Regions from separate parts of the Homo sapiens genome. Here region 2 is linked to region 1. Evidence: chromatin contacts called from ENCODE Hi-C or POLR2A ChIA-PET data. All regions are on one chromosome and are shown on one strand. The core of a region is the stretch at or near the end of the contact, and the rest is flanking DNA. Distances in the headings are between cores, read along the strand shown. Region 1 overlaps UBAP2 (ubiquitin associated protein 2). Region 2 overlaps DCAF12 (DDB1 and CUL4 associated factor 12).

Region 1 (6,583 bases), core at 1,942-4,441:
CCAAACAGCCTTGAACCAGCCCTTCCAGAGACTGCCCCTAGTGGCCCACTGGGCAGTGCAGGCTGTGAAGAAGACCTGAAGGCAGATGGGGTGGGGGTGCTTATTTTGCTACAGTGGAGAAGGGGCTTGAATGGGGAGGGCAGACCTGGCTAACATCTGCCGCCATCCCCCAACTCCCCCCCAGACTTCTATCACATTTACAAATACATACATAAATACATTACATACAGTAGCCAGTCTGGGAGGCAGACTCCCCACAGAGGCATGGCTGACACATGTCGGGAATTCTAGGAAAGGGCACTGGGCTCCCAAATACGTGCTCGTGTGTTCTCTCCTGCCCAGGATAAGCCTTGCCCCAGCCCACCCCTCTCTTCTGGGTTTAGTTTGTCCAGTATGGAGAGTTGCCGTAGGCAGGTTTGGAGGCTTGAGACTTGGGCTGCAGGGAGCTGGGCTGGCTGCGCTGACCCGAGCCACTCTGAGGAAGAGGAGAAGGGAAGGCTGTCAAGGCTGGAGCAGAACCCCTGGCCCAGAGTAGGGTGGCTGCCTCCATCACTGTACTCACCTGTGCATCCTGCGGAAGGTGGTGGTGCAGCAGCTGTGAGTGGGGCTGCTGGTGGGCTGGCAAGATGTGTAGGAATGGTGGGGGTGCATAGCCAGGGGCCGCTCCCGAGGCCAGGGGCCCAGTGGAGCCCAAGACCGAGGGCAGGCTGAAAGGTGGAGGCGTCCCTGCATGAAATCCCTGCTTGTCAAAAGTCTACAGGGCAAAGAAGACAATGGTGAAGGTCAGGTTGGGCTGTAACCTCTCAAAAACCTATACACCCAACCCACCTTTGTCCCTCACCTGTGTCTTATTGTAGACAGAACCAGTCATATCAGGTAGACCAGTGGTGCTTGAAGACACTGATACTCCTAGGAGGAAAAGCAGTTGTTCCCCACAGCAGTTGTTCCCAGCTCCAGGCTCCCCACCTCCAGGATCACTCAGGGGTTGCCCTGCCTGAGAGGGGATCAGGCAGGAGCCCACCACTCCAGGCCTTATCCTGGAAAGGAGAGGTAAACACTACCTTTGCCAGGCCCAGAACCTGCAGACTTGTTTGGTGCCTGCGATGATCCAGCATAGCCACCTTTGGAGTAGTCTCCTGCTGCTGTCCCCTGGGTCAGGTCGTCATAACCTAGCGTGGCAGGGTACAAGAGGCAAGTGTGAGCCAGGCAAGCCTGTCTAACCCCATGTGTCTCTGTCTGGGAAGTACCCCTCACCTGTACTGTAGCCGTGCTGGCCATAACCACTGGCCTGCTGGAAGGGAGGTGTGGGAGTGCTGAGGTTCACCCCATGTTGCTTGGCTGAGGCTGGAGGGACCTGGGGGGGCAAGCAGATGAGGTATTAGTGTAGGAAGAGGCAAGCTGAGGCTGGTCAGGTACCCCTGCCAGAGCCTAAGGCAGCAGGTGACATACCCACAACCACAGGGGACCTGTGTTTTCATTAGTGCAACACATGCTGGATCTAAACACAGCAGGGGAAAAGTGACCTTGTCCCCAGCCTGAACAGTTTCTGAAGACCAGGTAAGACGGAGTGGAATCACAACCCTCCCTCCCTGCTGGAAGATAGGTCCCAGGTTTCCACCTGCCAGCAACCCAAGGCCAGGAGACACAGTCACACCCTCTGAAATACTCACAAACATGGTGGGGCCATACTGGAAGGCACTGGGCATGCCTGTGTAGTAGGGAAGACCAGTGTAGCTATAGCCAGGTGGCAGTGCAGGATTCACGAAGGGCTGCTGGGCTGTGTGGTGGGTCTGTGATTGGCTCTGCTGTGGCTGAGCTGGTGTGGTAGCGGGTGCAGGGGATGCAGAGTCCCCACGGCCAAACTTTGTGACATCACCTAGGAAAGAGCACTGACTCCAGCCACTGCCCTTCCTCCAACCAGAGAAAGGCCACACTGGCTTCTGCAAACAGGAACAGGTCTGGCTGCCAGCTCAGCACAGGCTACTAAGAGGCCTCTCTCAGCTTGCTGTTGCTGCTTCCCAGCTCCTGGAGTTCGCGCTAGGCCGGCCCCGGGCTACTCCTCATCCATTGAGCAAACTCACCTGGATATGGATTATTAGCTAGGCTCCCATCTCGGCTGGCAAGCGCTGTGGGTGCAGCAAAGGGAATTCCATAGTAGTCCTAGGAGAGACCAGGGAGGCTTGATCAGCGACTGGCCCTGCTTGACTCCCAGGAGAGCAGAACCAGCACATGGAAGTGGTGACGCCACACTCCTGAAACAGACTCCATGCCTGAGAGCCAGCAGTCCCAGGGAACGCCAAGTAAATGGTGCCCCTCGGAAGAGTGTGCAACTAGGCGGCCTGCCTAACACATAAGCACACAGACCGGCCAACCCTGCAGCTTCACCAGGCAGAGCTGCTGGAGACCAAGCCTCACACATCCATTTGACACCACAGGCAGGTGCTTGTGTGAATGCCTCGGGCTGAACCAACTTCGCTGGCTTTTCTGTGTGAGAGACTAGAGCAGCTAGGAAAGCTGACTAAACAGAGCAGACCTGAAAAAGGAGGCAACAGAAGTGCAGGGGCCTGAAAGGTTTAAGGGGGGACAGGGGGCAGTGCCAGGTAGGCACGGGAATAAGCAGGACCCCAGGTGAAGCCCAGAACTGGCCTGTCACCACCTACACTGCTCTCAAAACACTGACATGGCCTAGGACAAGCTTGTCCAACCCACGGCCCATGACAGCTTTGAATGTGGCCCAACACAAATTCGTCTTTCTTAAAACATGAAATTTGTTTGCAATTTTTTTAAGCTCATCAGCTATCTTTAATGTTAGTGTATTTTATGTGTGGCCCAAGACAATTATTCTTTCAATGTGGCCCAAGGAAGCCAAAACATTGGACACCCCTGGCCCAGGACTTGGGGGAAGTATGGCAGATACAACAAAGTGTGGAGACAGAGACGGCAAAGCACAGTGGAGCTTCGTGGAGGAGGGGAGGTCTGACCTGACCCTCACTCACCATCCAGGGCCTCGCACTCCTGGACACACCTGGCCCCTGAGGAAAGGCAAAGCCCTTGGGCTGTGCCCGATCCCAGAAAGGAGCCATCCTGGCTGGGAATGGCACTCACACCCTCCAGGAAACCTCCCGGAAACCCATAGCAGCCTAGAACCCCCGGAAGAGGCAGAGCTGGGAACACACAGAGCTGCACAACTGAGGACGGGAGCAGAGAAAGCCCAGAAGGGGGAGCACTTTCACAGAACACGAGAATTCTCCAGGCAGGAACTAGGCTCACAAGCAGCAGAGGTGAACAAACAACCCGAGGGATAGAAAGAGCAACATATCTCAAAAGGTGGGCTCCAGAGGGTGTTTTCTCTAAGGCACAAAGTGATAAAAGCCAAAAGAGTGCTGTGAATAAGTGTGGAGACCACGGAGAGCCCCTGAAGCAGAATGAATCCCGGGGCTCAGCACCACCTCCTGCAGTTTGGGCCTTTGGCCGGCAGATTAAAGGGCTGCTGGTTTGCACAGTGGGGAGAAGCCGCTCCGCTCCCAGGCTAGGCCTCTGCTTCTGGAAATACGGCCAGCCAGTGGAAAGGGCTACTCTTCTGAAACAAGAGCAGCTCCGTCAGCTCTTTGTGGTGCAGCAGAGAAGGGAGCAACACCCACGGGGAAGAAGGCATCACTGCACAAGGGAGAAAGCCTCTTCCTCCAGCAACAGGAAAGACTGTATCCAGCAGAGGTGGTGTCCAAACTGCCTGCAACTCTCTGACAAGTGCCCTGGGAAATGGCAGAGCAAGAAGACAGTGGCTCCCAGGAGGAAGTCCTGCCCATGGGCAGGGCAAGGAGCGGGCCTATTCCCCTCTGTCCCCACAGTTCTGTTCATGTGGCTATCCCAGGAAAGGCCCACACTGCATTCTGGCACCAACGGTCAGAAGAAAGAGGCAACCCTGGTCTCAGAGTAAGGCTGCAACCACCAGGGACGTCCCAGGGCAGGCATTCTCACAAATCTAGATGGGAGGCCAGACCCAGAAGAGACCTTAAAGACCATCAGCTCAAGCCACTCACTCAGCTGATTGCAGAAGAGCAGTCACTGGCCATCTCAGACCAAAGACACTATATGGTACTCTGAGGAAGAGGAAGACAGTATAAAACTCCAGGGCCACGTAAGCAACCTCCATGTCTTGTGTCATATGGTTTTTCTTTTTAAAAAAGAGAGAGAAAACAAGATGGAGGAGGGAAGATAAGGACCAACATTTAACAGGGGACATGGCCTACCAGGGCCCCAGGTCCCAAAGGCCTTCATGTTTCCCAGGGATGAGCACTGGATACTCTGTGCTAAAGCTATGGTCACGCCTGGCACAACCGCCAGATGAAAACAGCTTTCTCAGTAGTGGTGCTGAGAGGTTCCTCAGGCAGAGGATCCTAAGGGCCAGAGAGTGTGGCAGCCAAGACCATAAGAGGGGGGACATGTAAAAGATTCTGAACCCTCTGCTCCGACCAGTCCATACCCCACTCACCACTGGCAGCCGTGACTGCAGCATCTGGAGCTCGTCATAGCCATAGATCTGTGTGAGAACCAGAAAGTGTATTTTAGGAACCACATACCACACCCTGGGAAGCCCAGGTCCATCTAGGAGTCAAAACAAGGTTGGGGGGCTCTAACACACCCGGGAATGGGATCTGGATTAGCTGTTACGGGAACAGATCCTGCCTTCACGGAGTCTAGATGGAAGAAGACCACCAGGGCTCAGTGGGGCAGAGACGGGGGTGCTCAGGGATGGAAGGGCAGCTCAAGGTGGGCAACCTGGGCCCAACGCCAGGTTCCTGCCAGGTGCCAGCCCCCGAGGCCAGGGGAGCTGGGCAGGCCAGGAGTTCCGCCATACACTCACCGGGTAGGCAGGAAGCAGTCCTCCGGGACCTACGAGGTACTGGTTGTGCAGCAGGGGAGGCACCCCCTGAGGTAAGTTTGGGGGTGCTTTGCCTGTATAGAGGGAAAAATCAAATGGAGTGAAATGGTCACCACAAAGAGTGAGAGTCCTCAGCTGCTTCAGGAGGAGGCACAGTCACTGAGCTACCCCAGATGGGTTCAAAGAAGGGCAGTGGCCGAATGAGGCAGAGGGTCATTCTACAAAGCAGTGAAGGGGAGACAGAAAGCCCGGCCACCACACTGAGGTTGTTTCAACGTCAGAGAGTTCCGGGCCCAGACAAAAGCAGCCCCTTTCCCCCAGTCCCTAAGGTCCCACTGCACTGAGCAAAGAGAAATATAAAAAGAATCTGCCTCCTCCAAAGAGGGCAAGGAAGCCATGCAGTGCCAGGAGAGGGACAGGCTGAGTTCGAAGTCGGTTTTAGCAGCGACCATCAAATCATAGTCTGCTGGGCCTACAGACAGCCTAGGTCTGCAGTCGTGGAGCCCACCATAAGTCATCCCTGGCCCCTCCAAGTCACAATGTCAACTCGGCTCCAGGAAAGAACAAAGAGGAAAGACTGAAAAGCTAGAAGCACGCAGAGGCCAGGAATCCTGCAAGGAAGAATTCATCCCCATCAGGGGTGGGGAGATTGGGCCTCAAGGTCAGTGGAACACGCAGCGCACTCGGCGGGCCTGAGACTCTCCTGACACCTGCACTGCCTTCCTGGGACGCCAAGCAGGCACCTTTGAGGGGCTCAGGGGTGGGCAGGAAAGGCCTCTGGAGCAAATACCTGAGGTCACCAAGGGCGCGGCCCTGCTACTGCTGCTGGATGCACTCGCGGGGGTCCCACCCAGACAGAGGCTGTTCGCGGTGTTCATGCTACTGGACAGGCTGGCGCCTGAGGATGCGGAACTTGAGACGGAGGTCGCTGCCGTGGAGAAGGTGGCTGAGGACTGGTGGGAAGAGGCGCTCTCCACACTGGCATGCTGGCAAAAGAAAAGCCAGGACACATGGATCTGGAGGCAGAGGAGGAGGGTGCTGGGGAGAGCCTGGCCTGGCGCTTGGGCCCAAGTCTCAAGGCTGAGCAGGCAGGCAATGATGTAACCACCCAGGCTCCCTTAAGGTGAGAGGCTCTGTGCTCAGTGCTCACTGCGGCCCCTCACATAGCAGCTGGTTCCAGCCATCAGGATACAATACATAAACTGAACATCAAAACTATTAACATTAAGCTTTAATGACCACAACTCTCTGTAAAAATCCTTCAAGTTGCTCATGCTTGGCATCCAAAATGAGGGCATAGAAATCCCAAGATAACTTCGGATCATAAATGAACACAGACTATCTGAATATGGGACAAGTACCTACCTCAGAGCAAAGCAAACAGTCTGAGAAGAGGCGAGCACAGGCCACAGGAAGCCCAGCGTAAGTCTCAATCTTTTGGAGATTTCCCTTCTATTGGGATTCTCAGCCACTGTGGTCTGGAAACAGGAGGCTGAGAGAGGCCTTTGCTCCAAAACCTGGTGACACCTTTCAGTCCACCAATGCCTCACCAGTGCCCACCTAAAAGGGCATGGCCTGCCACTTATGCCTGTTTGACAAGGTACCCCTGTGAAGAAAGAGTGAACCAGCGGATGCTCCATCAGCCCCGAGTCCCAGAAGCCCTGCCTAGCTGCCCAACCCTAGCAACAGGGTCCTATGAAG
Region 2 (6,583 bases), core at 2,203-4,702, 170 kb after region 1:
TTTTTGAGACGGAGTCTCGCACTGTCGCCCAGGCTGGAGTACAGTGGCGCGATCTCAGCTCACTGCAAGCTCCACCTCCTGGGTTCACACCATTCTCCTGCCTCAGCTTCCCGGGTAGCTGGGACTACAAGCGCCCACCACCACGCCCGGCTAATTTTTTGTATTTTTAGTAGAGACGGGGTTTCACCATGTTAGCCAGGATGGTCTCAATCTCCTGACCTTGCGATCCGCCCACCTTGGCCTCCCAAAGTGCTGGGATTATAGGCGTGAGCCACCGCACCCGGCCCCGATTTTTAAATATCTACATATATGTAAGGAGCTATCTTGGGGATGGCACCCAAGTCTAACCACAAAATTCATTTATGTTTCATATACATCTTATACACATAGAGTGAAGGTAATTTTATGCAATATTTTAAATAATTTTCTGCATTAAACAATGTTTGGTACACTGACCTGTCAGAAAGCAAAGGTGTCCCATGTGAAATTTTCCATTTGTGGCATTGTGTTGGTGCTCAAAAAGTTTTGGACTTTGGAGGCTTTTTTTTTTGAGAGAGAGTCTTGCTCTGTTGCCAGGCTGGAGTGCAGTGGCATGATCTCGGCTCACTGCAACCTCTGCCTCCTGGGTTCAAGCGATTCTCCTGCCTCAGCCTCCCAAGTATCTGGGACTACAGACGCCCACCACCACGCCCAGCTAATTTTTGTATTTTTAGTAGAGACGGGGTTTCGCCATGTTGGCCAGCATGGTCTCAATCTCTTGACCTCATGATCCACCTGCCTCGGCCTCCCAAAGTGCTGGGATTATAGGCGTGAACCACCGCGCCAGGCCTTTTTTTTTTTTTTTTTTTTTTTTTTGAGATAGGGTCTCGCTCTGTCACCCAGGCTGGAGTGCAGTGGCAAAATTACGGCTCACTGCAGCCTTGACCTCCTCAGCTCAAGTGGTCCTCCTGCCTCAGCACTGCTACCCTCCAGTAGCTGGGACTACAGGCATATGCCACAATGTATGGCTAATTTTTAAATTTTGTTGCAGAGATAGGGTCTTACTGTGTTGCCCAGGCTAGTTTTGAACTCCTGGGCTCAAGCAATCCTCCTGCTTCAACCTCCCAAAGTGTTGGGATTACAGGCCTAAGGTATTGTGCCCAACTGGATTTTGGAGCATTCTGGATTAGGGATGACCAATTTGTATTGTAAATTAAGTCTATTTTCTCATTACCTTACATGATTATTTCAGAGATGGTTTATCTTAATTTGATCGATCTTCAATTGCCAAAGGTTCCTAACACTCAGGATTTCCTTCCCTTACAGCATGCCAAGTAGTCATCAATCTATAAAGAAATACTTAAATGCATTGTTGAGGAGGACTGCTAGTCAAAGGAGCCTCTCAGGAAGCTTATGCAATAGGAAAGAATCACCCTGTCTTACTCTTTAAAAGACTTTCCTGCAAGAGAGGCACACCAGACTCAAAATTTCATGTACTGTGCAAAAACATGCCCAGGCCTTTGGAGAACTGGTCTTTTAAACAAGAATTGAGACCAGGTGCAATGGTTCATGCCTGAATGCCCAGCACTTCGGGAGACCAAGGTGGGAGGATCGCTTGAGGTCAGGAGTTCAAAACCAGCCTGGGAAACATAGTGAGACTCTGTCTCTACAAAAAATTAAAAAAACAAAACAAAACAAAAAAAACAACCAGATGGGTGTGGTGACACATGCCCATAGTCTCAGCTACTTGGGAGGCTGAGGCAAGAGGATCGCTTATGCCCAGGAGTTCAAGGCTGCACTGATCCATGAGCCATGACTGCACTCCAACTTGGGTGACAGAGTGAGACCCTGTATTTATTGTCTTTAAAAATAAAAATACCAACCTGGCCAACATGGTGAGACTGTGTTCCTACTAAAAATACAAAAAAAATACCTGGGCATGTTGGCAGACGCCTGTAATCCCCGCAGCTACTCAGGTGGCTGAGGCACAAGAACTGGTTGAACCCAGGAGGCAGAGGTTGCAGTGAGCCAAGATTGCACCACTGCACTCCAGCCTGGGCATCAGAGCGAGACTCTGCCTCAAAAATAAATGAATAGATAAAATAAACATGAAAAAAAAGCTCAGCTAGAATTACAGTATTTTAACTGTAAGGTGAATTATTAGGTAAAACCACAAAATCATGTTCATCACACCTTAGATAGTGTATTTTCAGCCTTCCAGAGATGAAAGTAGCCATCCAGAGACACTGCTCCCAGTTCCTACAAGAGCAATGAAAACCAGGTTATATTATCATCTATAGCAACTAATGTACGATAATAAGCAGGCGAGGATTCTAAGGTCAGGGTCCTTTATTCCTGTCTCGTGATGATTCCAGCAGAGGTGCCAGTAATTATTAGACCATTACTTCACCCTACAGAACCTAGCTGAATGGCATATTAAATTGAGGCTGCCAGCAATAACACAGGCACCCATGGTTGAAAAACTCCTCACTATGCTATCACTCCCTCAACGTCCTGTTGGAGAGTTAAAGCAGGGCACATATGTGAAGGACAGTTTCATAATCTAGTGTGAGAATTTCTATAAGTGAAGACTCTAATTTAGGAGAGATTAATCTACCCTTAGGCCATAAATACAGATGGGATAGGAGGTTGAGGGAACTACCCTTCAAACTGTGGCCTGATTCAGATTCTGGAGAAGCCTTTCTCTGGCTCTGGGTGTATATTCTGACACTGCTTTTTTTTTTTTTTTTTTTTTTTGAGATGGAGTCTTGCTCTGTCACCCAGGCTGGAGTGCTGTGGCGCAATTTCGGCTCACTGCCAACCTCCACCTCCTATAGTTTTCCTGCCTCAGCCTCCTGAGTAGCTGGGAATACAGGCATATGCCACCATGCCTGGCTAATTTTTTTGTATTTTCAGTAAACATGGGGTTTTACCATGTTGGCCCAGGCTAGTCTCAAACTCCTGACCTTGTGATCTGCCTGCCTCGGCCTCCGAAAGTGCAGGGATTACAGGCGTGAGTCACTGCGCCTGGGTGACACTCTGCTTTATTAAAACCTCAGCATCAGATCTGACTCAATAAGGTAAGACTTAGTGGAAATGTGAAGGGAAAGTAGGCAGTAAAGAATACTGGCCAGGCATGGTGGCTCACGCCTGTAATCCCAGAACTTTGGGAGGCCAAGGAGAGTGGATCAACTGAGGTCAGGAGTTCAAGACCAGCCTGGCCAACATGGTGAAACCCCGTCTCTACTAAAAAATACAAAATTAGCCATGTGTAGCGGTGCATGCCTGTAGTCCCAGCTACTTGAGAATCTGAGGCAGAAGAATTGCTTGAACCTGGAAGGTGGAGGTTGCTTTGAGCTGAGATCGTGCCATTGCACTCCTGCCTAGGTGACAGGAGCAAAACACAGTCTCAAAAAGAAAAAAAAAAAAAAAGGAATGAATACCAAAGAGAAAAAAAGTGATTGTTTTCAGAAGCAAGTATGAAAATCATGCCCAGAATACAGCACCTGCAAAGGCATGTGCAAATGACAGACAGTCAAATCAGGGTGGCCCTAGGGGAATTCTGTGAGGCTGACCCACAAATATAGACTACTCAGAGAAATACTGCAGACACCAATTGAAGGGGTGGGTTTCAGAGCCTCAGTTATAATTTCTCACCAGCATCACTCAGCCTTTAAGAGGTGTTCTGTGGGCTCAGAACCATGCTATGTAGCAAGCACTGATGGGGAAGGAAAAAGGAGTGCATATCCCAAGACATAAGCAAGAGGAATACACGTCAGGGATCCCTACACAAGTTCATACCTTGTTCTTGTTGTTGAAGGCCAGAGCCCGAACCTTGCAGTTGTCAGGGTTTGTGTCTTCTTTGGGGATGTCCTTTAAGGCCTTGTGAGTGATGTGTGCATACACAGGGACCCGTGACACATTGTGTCTCGCATCACTTTTGGTCAAAACATCATCTGTCACCTCCCAGAGTCCCATAGAACCATCACGTGAGCCTGCAGGGCCAGGAGAACACAGATGTCAGATGTACCCACCCCTCTATGGGAAATCCCACAGACGCCAAAGAGGGCTTTCATAGTCTAGCTGTTTGTGCATCATCCTCATATGTGCTGAAGCTTGGCCAGATGGCCCACCCTAAACACAGAGCAGTAGGCATTTTAATAGCTACACTAAGAGAATTATTCACCTAAGGTCTAGGCATTAAAATATAACTTTTAAGTTTGACATGGTTGTTGAAATTTATTTATTATTATTATTTTTTTTTGAGACAGAGTCTCGCTTTGTCACCCAGGCTGGAGTGCAGTGGTGCGATCTCAGCTCACTGCAACCTCCATCTCCTGGGTTCAAGCGATTCCCGTGCCTCACCCTCCCAAGTAGCTGGGATTACAGGTGCCTGCTCCATGCCTGGCTATTTTTTTTGTATTTTTAGTAGAGACGGGGTTTTACCATGTTGCCCAAGCTGGTCTTGAACTCCTGAGTTCCAGCGATCAGCCTGCCTTGGCCTCCCAAAGTGCTAGGATTACAGGTGTGAGCCACCACACCTGGTCTGCTTTTTTTTTTTTTGAGACAGAGTCTCGCTCTATCACCCAGGCTGGAGTGCAGTGGCACGATCTTGGCTCACTGCAACCTCGGCCTCCTGGGTTCTAGCGATTCTCCTGCCTCAGCCTCCCAAGTAGCTGAGATCACAGGCGCATGCTACCATGCCCTGCTAATTCTTTTTATTTTTATTTTTGAGATGGAGTCTTGCTGTGATGCCTAGGCTGGAGTGCAATGGCGCAATCTTGGCTCACTGCAACCTCCGCCTCCCAGGTTCAAGCGATTCTCCTGCCCCAGCCTGTAGCTGGGACTACAGGCGCGTGCCACCACGCCCAGTTAATTTTTGTATTTTTAGTAGAGATTGGGTTTCACCATATTGGCCAGGCTGGCCTCGAACTCCTGACCTCAAGTGATCCACCTGCCTCAGCCTCTCAACGTTCTGGGATTACAGGCATGAGCCACCGCGCCTTACTCGAAATTCTTTAACGAGAATTTTATACATTTTGATAAAGCTAATTTTCTTTTTTATTTTTCTTTTTTTTCCCTTTTTTTGGAGATGAAGTCTCTCTGTGTTACCCAGGCTGGAGTGCAATGGCATGATCTCGGCTCACTGCAACCACCACCTCCCGGGTTCAAGCGATTCTCCTGCCTCAGCCTCCCGAGCAGTTGGGACTACAGGCACACGTCACCATGCCCGGCTAATTTTTGTATTTTTAGTAGAGACGGCGTTTCACCATGTTGGCCAGGCTGGTGTCGAACTCCTGACCTCATGATCCACCCGCCTCAACCTCCCAAAGTGCTGGGATTACAGGCATAAGCCAGTGCACCTGGCCAAAGCTTAGTAATTTTCTATGCCAAATGTTTAGGTCTCTTGGCATGCATCCACAGCTGACTTTTAGTGGGCAGTAGGGCTTGGGAATCCTCCCCTCTAGAGCAGTGGTACTTAACCTTTTTTGAGCCTTGGACCCCCTTATGTCTCTCTTTTTTTAGAGACAGGGTCTCACTTTGGGGCCCAGGGTAGACAGGGCAATAGTGGCACAATCATAGCTCACTGCAGGCTCAACTTCCTGGGCCTAAGTGATCCTCCTGCCTCAGCCTCCTGAGTAGCTAATACAACAGGTATGCACCCCCATGACTGGCTTTTTTTTTTTTTTTTTTGAGATGGAGTCTCACACTGTCGCCCAGGCTGGAGTGCAGTGGTGCGATCTTGGCTCACTGCAAGCTCCGCCTCCTGGGTTCACGCCATTCTCCTGCCTCAGCCTCCTGAGTAGCTGGGACTACAGAGGCCCGTCACCACGCCTGGCTAATTTTTTGTATTTTTAGTAGAGACGGGGTTTCACTGTGTTAGCCAGGATGGTCTTGATCTCCTGACCTCGTGATCCACCTGCCTCGGCCTCCCAAAGTGCTGGGATTACAGGAGTGAGACACCACGCCCAGCTTCTTTTTTTTTTTTTAATACAAGGCCTCACTCTGTTGCCCAGGCTGGAGTGGAGTGGTGCAATCTCAGCTCATCCCAACCTCCACCTCCTGAGCACAAGTGATCCTCTCACCTCAGCCTCCTGAGTAGCTGTGACTACAGGCACACCCTACCACACCTGGCTAATTTTTGCATTTTTTTTTTTTTATAGACAGGGTTTTGTCATATTGCCCAGCATTGTCTTAAACACCTGGGCTCAAGTGATCCAGCTGCCTCATCCTGTCAAAGTGCTGGGATTACAGGTATGAGCCACCAAGCCTAGCCTTATTTTTTTAATTTTTTTTGTAGAGATGGAGTCTCGATTTGTTGCCAAGGCTAGTCTTGAACCCCTGGCCTCAAGTGATCCTCATACCTCAGCCTCTCAAAGTGCTAGGATTAAAGGCATGAGCCACCATACCCAGACTAGGCCTCTTTTTCTAGAAAATTACACAAAACACCACATTTTACATTCAATTTCAGGGAGACCCATGGATTTCCTGAAATCCATGGGCTTTCCATGAACCCACAGGGACCACAAACCCTCCCCAACTTTTTTTTTTTTTTTTTTTTTAAATGAGACAGGTTCTGGCTCTGTCACCCAAGCTGGAGTGC

The links. A loop is a pair of places that touch in the nucleus more often than their neighbours do. ChIA-PET counts read pairs that join two places held with the same protein, here RNA polymerase II (POLR2A). Pooled maps may share reads with other maps.
Region 2: a loop to region 1 is called in a map of endothelial cell of hepatic sinusoid, with 3 times the contacts of the local background. The contact joins two enhancer-like sites. A Hi-C loop is called at or near these places in 1 of 168 maps with a recorded cell type or tissue (endothelial cell of hepatic sinusoid) and 2 of 50 pooled maps. POLR2A ChIA-PET finds 5 or more read pairs at or near these places in 4 of 52 experiments (CD8-positive, alpha-beta memory T cell, OCI-LY7, activated CD4-positive, alpha-beta T cell and 1 more).

Annotation. Positions count from the first base shown.
Region 1 is chr9:33,922,125-33,928,707 of GRCh38, forward strand. It overlaps UBAP2 (ubiquitin associated protein 2), which reads right to left. Exons shown (of 29, transcript NM_001370062.2): 20 at 5,673-5,868; 21 at 4,865-4,956; 22 at 4,493-4,540; 23 at 2,082-2,160; 24 at 1,671-1,876; 25 at 1,255-1,354; 26 at 1,062-1,169; 27 at 842-909; 28 at 563-754; 29 at 1-475. The coding sequence ends at 380. Among named protein-coding and RNA genes, the nearest start is that of SNORD121B, 9.0 kb to the right of the region's middle. RefSeq lists enhancers at 2,992-3,231, 5,309-6,299. Within about 2 kb of position 3,192, at least 13 of the 41 ENCODE cell types and tissues checked have a DNase peak (open chromatin) inside an H3K27ac peak, as active enhancers do.
Region 2 is chr9:34,094,544-34,101,126 of GRCh38, forward strand. DCAF12 (DDB1 and CUL4 associated factor 12) reads right to left here. Exons shown (of 9, transcript NM_015397.4): 5 at 3,781-3,974; 6 at 2,173-2,238. Among named protein-coding and RNA genes, the nearest start is that of DCAF12, 29 kb to the right of the region's middle. Within about 2 kb of position 3,453, at least 2 of the 41 ENCODE cell types and tissues checked have a DNase peak (open chromatin) inside an H3K27ac peak, as active enhancers do.